Linked DNA regions of Mus musculus: region 1 is linked to region 2. A link is a loop called in an ENCODE intact Hi-C map of the cell type or tissue named here. Cell type or tissue: left cerebral cortex. All regions are shown on one strand. Links, peaks and the distances in the headings refer to the core of each region. The heading gives the core; the rest is flanking DNA. Region 1 overlaps Zfp790 (zinc finger protein 790). Region 2 holds the start of Zfp568 (zinc finger protein 568).

Region 1 (2,905 bases), core at 284-2,783, 170 kb before region 2:
GTACCATAAGCCTGCCCCATTCCCTTTCTGTTTTTGAGACAGGGCCTCTCTATGTAGCCCTGACTAGCCTAGGACTTACTATTTAAATACATACTCATAGTGAACTCAAAGATTCATCTGCCAATGCTGATATTTCAGTTGTGGGCCACCATGCCTGGCATGCATGTATATATGTACACATATATGTATACATATATATGTATCTATATGTGTGTATATACACACACACACACACACACATATGGTAGCATCATTAAAGACCAAGCACAGTTGTCAAGTGGTAGTTTTTGTTTTTGAGATAGGCTGTAGCTTACGCTGGTCTCAAACAGGATACATGTCAGTTCAGAGTCTAGGGCTGAACCCGGACCCTCCCAGCTCCACTCTCCAAGTGCTAGCTAGGGCTGTGGGGGAGCCCCATCACACCCTTCCAGTGAGTTGGTATTTGATTTAAAATTCAAGTCTTGCATCATCCACTCTCAGGTAGGGAGATGATAACTTCACTGAACTGGATGCAGCCTAGTTGAGCAAGAGACTGCTGGACAGAACCATGAAGGAGTTCTAAGCTCAGTAGCCGAATGAGAACCATGCCTGGCACAGATGCCCATTGAGGGGCTGACACCATTGAAGTGCCTTCAAGACTTCCTCATAAGCCTGGCTCTTAAGTTTTAGTTGATATGAACCATCTTCCTCTACTGGAACTTAAGCAAGCAAACAGTCGGACGGAATGGCATCAGTATACCAGAGAACAAGAACAACCGCGAGCAGGCACTTACAGCACAGCTGTAAGGATAACTGAAAGGCATGGAGAGATGGCTGCTCTTGGAGAGGAGCTGGCTTTGAACCCCACTACCCTCATGGTGTCTCACAACTGGCTGCAACCCCAGCTTCAGGGGATCTGACGTCCAGACACATTTATTTATTTATTTATTTTTAAAGAGCATTTGGAGGATGGGACTAAAGTATTTCTGTTTGTCTGAGAGTGGAAGAGACACCAAACCTGAGTTCAAGGTAGGGTTTTCATGGATTTTTAGGCAAGACAGGGGTTTGGATCAGGCACCAACTAAAACCTATCCCTTTTCATCTTTCATCATAAAGCAGGCAGGTACTAGTGTGATCCGAGGTAGTGATTCAGCCAGTTTGTTGTTGGAGTGTAGACCGTACAAACTCACCTCTGGTATGATGCTGTTTTACAACCCATGTGTCTTGTCATCTTTCTGAGGCCAGTTTCTCTGGCTCCCAGGCGGTGGACTACATTTCCCAAGAGCCATCCCACCCATGGATATTTCTGGTCCAAAGATAGCTAGTGGCATCATTTGCATAGCTGGGAAAGAACTGTATGTAGGTCTCAATATTGGCCATCTCAATGTGTCCTGAAATTCCTGAAGCTCTTGTGAACAGATGTTAGCTTTGTGTATGGAGAAGGTCTATGTCGATGGAAATACTGGAGTTTAAAGCCAGGGCCTTTAAATTGACAGTTGTGGTGTAGTCTTTTGTTAAAGCTTATGCAGAGACGGACTACATTTCCCAGAGTGCACTGTGACCAAGCAACTTCCGGGGAGTTGTATTCAACCCAATTGGCTTCAAGCCTGAAGCCCTAGGAACGTCTAGGGTCTGTGGGGTTTATTGAGTGCCAATTTAAAGCTTGAAATCAGAATGGCCATGAAAGCCGAGGTCAGGGGTGAAGGGCATTTCTGTGTAGCGCAGAGTTCTGAAGAGAAAGTGGTGGTGTTCCCGGCTGGCAGCGTTGGAGTTAGTATGCGAGCTTGGAGGTGAGGTACACACACTTGGGATTAATGTGGGAGCCGTGGGCGATTGCCTTGTCCTGTGTGTGTTCCGGAAAGCGATGTTCACATTCAGTGGACAGGTTATGTGTGCCTGTATGTACATGGCCATGTATGTAAACACGGTAGAGCAGCTGCCCTGACACACAAAGAATGAGCATTGTGTTTAATAATAGACACTGTACTTTCTGAAAGTGGGTGTGGAGCTGAAGGAAGTGCTTTCTCTTGGTGAGTGAAATGGCAGAAATGCAACTGGGAGATAAAAGAATAGAGAAAGGGCCAGGAGAGGCTCCGGTGTTAAAAAGTGCATAGTGTTCTCAGAACCGACTTCTGCCTCTCACTGCTTCTGACTCAAGCTATAGGGACCTTCCTGACCTTGCTGTCATGTGCGAGATTACAAGTGTGTGTCAAGATTAAAAGTGTGTGCTTTTTATATCTTTAAAAAATGTTGATGAGTTGAGCTATCTCTGTGAGTTTAGAGCTAGCCGGGTCTGCTTAGTAACTTCCCAGCCAGCCAGGGTTACATAAGGAAACTTTGCCTCAGAAAGCCAAAATAAAGTTAATTAATTTAAAAATTGAATGATAACTTGTCTAGACATACAATCATTGATTCTCTCATCTCTTTTCCCACAAATATACAAGCCATACATTTTCAGGGTAGAAAAGTCTAATAAAAACTTGAATTGCCGGGTGTGGTGGCACACGCCTTTAATCCCAGCACTTGGGAAGCAGAGGCAGGGGGATTTCTGAGTTCGAGGCCAGCATGGTCTACAGAGTGAGTTCCAGGACAGCCAGGGCTACACAGAGAAACCGTGTCTCGAAAAAAAAAAAAAAAAAAAACCATACAAACAAAAAAAAAAGTTGAATTTCCTCTCAGTTAGAGGTAGTTGATCTTTTTGGCATAACTCTTTGTGAGTTTTAAATGTTTTTGATAACTTTGTGTGCTGAGTGTTTGCCCATGCATATGTATGCATACCAAGTGCATGCCTGGTTCCCTGGAGAGGTCGGAAGAGAGCATCGAGCCCCCTGGATCTGGAATGATGGACGCTCCATACCATTGTGTGGGTGTTGGGAATGAAGCCAGGGTCTTCTACAAGAGCAACATGCTTGGAACCCCAAGGCAT
Region 2 (2,905 bases), core at 287-2,786:
CAGATTATTGTTGTTTTCGGAGACAGGGTCTTGCAGTGTAACATTGGCTGGCTTGGAGCGCACTCTGTAGACCAGGCTGGCTTGAAACTCACAGAGATCCACCTGCTCTGTCTCCCACCAGTTAAACTTAAGCCGATTATTCTAGCTTGCAATCAGGCTTGGAACATGGCTACCTCTATGCCTCTCTCTGACTTAATAATAGGTATAGCTATTCTTTTCTCCAATGGAGACAATATAGGGATCTATTTTCAAATGACAAGTCGTCATTAAGCAAGTACTTCCAGAGGCATTCAGATGTTGGGGTCATGGGGTGTGCAAATAATGAGGAAAGGACCAAGAAAGTCGGAAATAAACCACAAGTAAACTTTATACCCTCCCCCCGTCCCGTTCCCTCCCCCCCCCCCCCCCCCCCGGGAAAACACTTCTAACTGGTTAGGGTCACAAGTCAGCTTCGACCTTTGACAAAGGGAGAGAGCAGTCTCCTTTCTCCTTTTGAAGCATAAAGGCAGGAGCAGAGGTTCAGGGAACAATAAAGAAGGAATTTGTAAATTGAGGGTTAGTTCTGGAGCCCAGGGTGTGGCAGGTAGGAGGATGTTCATTCAGGCTCAAGGCTATTCTAAGACAGAGGTCTTATCTCAGCCTTTAGGGAGCTCGCCCAGGCCTGGTGGTTTTACTGCAGCTTGAAAGAAAGTAAGGCTTGCGGGCATGCAGTAAGATGGGGGCGGCCGTCCAATACCTGGGATCACTCTGGGCTCGGCACAAAGGAAAGCCCGGCTCTTTGTGGTTTGTAGTGCATTCTTTGCCTCTTTTGGGTAACTGACCTGGCAATGGGTAAAACTGGGAGTAGACATAAAAAAATTGTGACCCTCCAGGTCTTTCTTGGCCAGGCCAGAGATCATTACCAGCCTTGTCCCCATTATCCATCCTGCGTAGAGAATGGAGATTAGGAGAGAACTGGCACCCTGACCAATTTGCGAATCTAAACCTCACCTCAGAGATTGTTCCCAGGAGCAGAGTTCTGAAGTCACAACCACTCGGGTGACAGGAGCCCCATGGTTACATGCAAGATGCCACATAGAGGTAGGCACAGTCTTACACTTAAGCCACAACTCCACAACGACCAGACATTTCATGTCCTCATAGAAAAGCTATCAGAATGTATTACAAACAACCACAAAAACTATTCCAGGGCACTGCGTCCGCCCAGTCGCAAGGCTCCTGCCGAGAGGCTGGACAGGCCACTAGCCTTTCTGGGAAATGTAGTCCACAAAGGGACAGCCACCTAGCGCCCCCAGCGCCTCCTCTGGTTGTTCCGGAAAAGACCGTCCCCGCAGCTGCTCACGTCCAGCGCTGCTTCGCCGGCGGCGTCACCGTCTCGCCGCGCTAATGGGCTCAGCCACCTCGGCGCCTTCGGCCATGACTCCTGTCCCTAGCACAGGAAACGCCAGCCGAGCTCTGACCGGAAGTTGGGTCGGGCCGCGGGTCCTTCTGGGAGCACCTGTGCTCTGGGACATAACGGGCGCGCGCTGCCGCCCGAGTGGAGGGGCTGGCCGTGCGTGGCCCGCATGCCGCGTCTCTGAGGTTGCGTCTCGGGAGGTTTTGGCTGGTGGCGCTGCGGGGACCTCTCCACGGGAGAGGCACGGGTGGTCCGGTTTGCGCCGGCCGTGGGCTTCGGGCTGGGCGCGGGCTCTCGGGGGGCTCGGAGTATCCCGGGTCACAGCTTTGCGGAGAGCTCCGGGCCAGAAGGCGGGACTCAAGCCTGTTCGGAGCTGCAACCAAAAACCTGGTAAGAGTTTGTGCTACTCTGGAGATTTGGAGGGGGTGTGGTTGTGCGAGAGCGAGTGTCCTGTCGTGGCCATGTTTGGTGGTAAGGGGTTGAGTAAGGGTGTGGTGAGTGTGGGGATGGCGTGGCGTGTGCAATTGTACCGCGGAGTTCTTAGGTGTGTAGCATTTGGCGTAACTCGTAACTACGGGGAAAAAAAATCTGTACTTTCTAATGATTTCCCCCTCCTCATTGCCGCCCTTTCAACACTTTCTTCTCTAACTTTTTTCAGTTTTTCTTTCTATTATTACCTAATGGCTTGCTTGGCTTATTTAATTTTTAAAAAAATCTTTTCTTTTCTCTCCTTTCCTTTTCCTTTTTCTTTTTTTCTTTTTCTTTTCTTTTCTTTTCTTTTCTTTTCTTTTCTCTTCTTTCTTTCTTTTACCTTTGTAGTGTTGAATTTAAATCTAACGCTTCAATCACACCAGGCAAAAACTGTACCAATGAGCTACATTCCCAGCCCTGAAGTTAGTTTAATAATGGCTGAAAAAAATTCCTAAGCTCAATAGCAAACCAACTGGGATTCCTTCAGTTCACGTTGTTAGCAGATTCATTGCATTTAGCTGATCCAGGCTGTATTTGGTTGAAATTCAGATCTGCTCTCTGTTTGTTGTTTTCTGGTGCTCAAGTTAAAAAGAACTGATTCCAAACATATTTTCTTTTCACGGTGGATTATGGGAGCACAGGGGAGATCATGCAAAGACTCTAAAAAACCTCTGCTTCAAATGTGTCCATATTTAGCCAAAGAAAAGTTGTGTGGGTAAGCTTGTAGTCTATTAAAATAACTATTTGCCACATTAAGAAATCTCTAGAAATACTTTTATACTGGGTGTTACCGTTTAGTGCAAGTGCTCTTTGATGATAGTGTGCTCTTGTTTGCACTCTCTTGTGTGCACTCTCTAGCTCTGCTCTCTAGCTTGCTCACTAGCTCTCTCTCTCTCAAATTACATTTGTCACAAATTTTATATTCCAAACCCTTTGTCTTTATGTTTCAGGTTTCTCATGAGCAACATATCAGCTGAGTGTTTTTTAAACTCATTTGTCTGGCCTGACTGTTAATAGGTGAGTTTAATTCTGCTGTAT

What was found. A loop is a pair of places that touch in the nucleus more often than their neighbours do. Peaks named below come from ENCODE experiments on the same cell type or tissue, not always from the same donor. Only the 100,000 strongest peaks of a DNase experiment are listed, where the experiment ranks them.
Region 1: it touches region 2 in a loop (7-fold over the local background); 2 of 42 quality-filtered maps call a loop at or near these places.

The regions. Positions count from the first base shown.
Region 1 is chr7:29,817,430-29,820,334 of GRCm38, forward strand. All of the region lies in intron 1 of Zfp790 (zinc finger protein 790), which reads left to right. Among named protein-coding and RNA genes, the nearest start is that of Zfp790, 2.8 kb to the left of the region's middle. In left cerebral cortex, for the core only: no CTCF peak of the experiment used is centred there; DNase peaks (open chromatin) are centred at 1,314 and 1,500; H3K4me3 peaks cover 1,371 bases; H3K27ac peaks cover 706 bases.
Region 2 is chr7:29,982,443-29,985,347 of GRCm38, forward strand. Zfp568 (zinc finger protein 568) reads left to right here and starts at 1,513. Exons shown (of 10, transcript NM_001167872.1): 1 at 1,513-1,786; 2 at 2,818-2,884. Gm31735 (a long non-coding RNA gene) reads right to left here and starts at 1,079. Exons shown (of 2, transcript XR_001778074.2): 1 at 991-1,079. In left cerebral cortex, for the core only: a CTCF peak has its summit at 1,306; DNase peaks (open chromatin) are centred at 739 and 1,358; H3K4me3 peaks cover 2,026 bases; H3K27ac peaks cover 1,413 bases.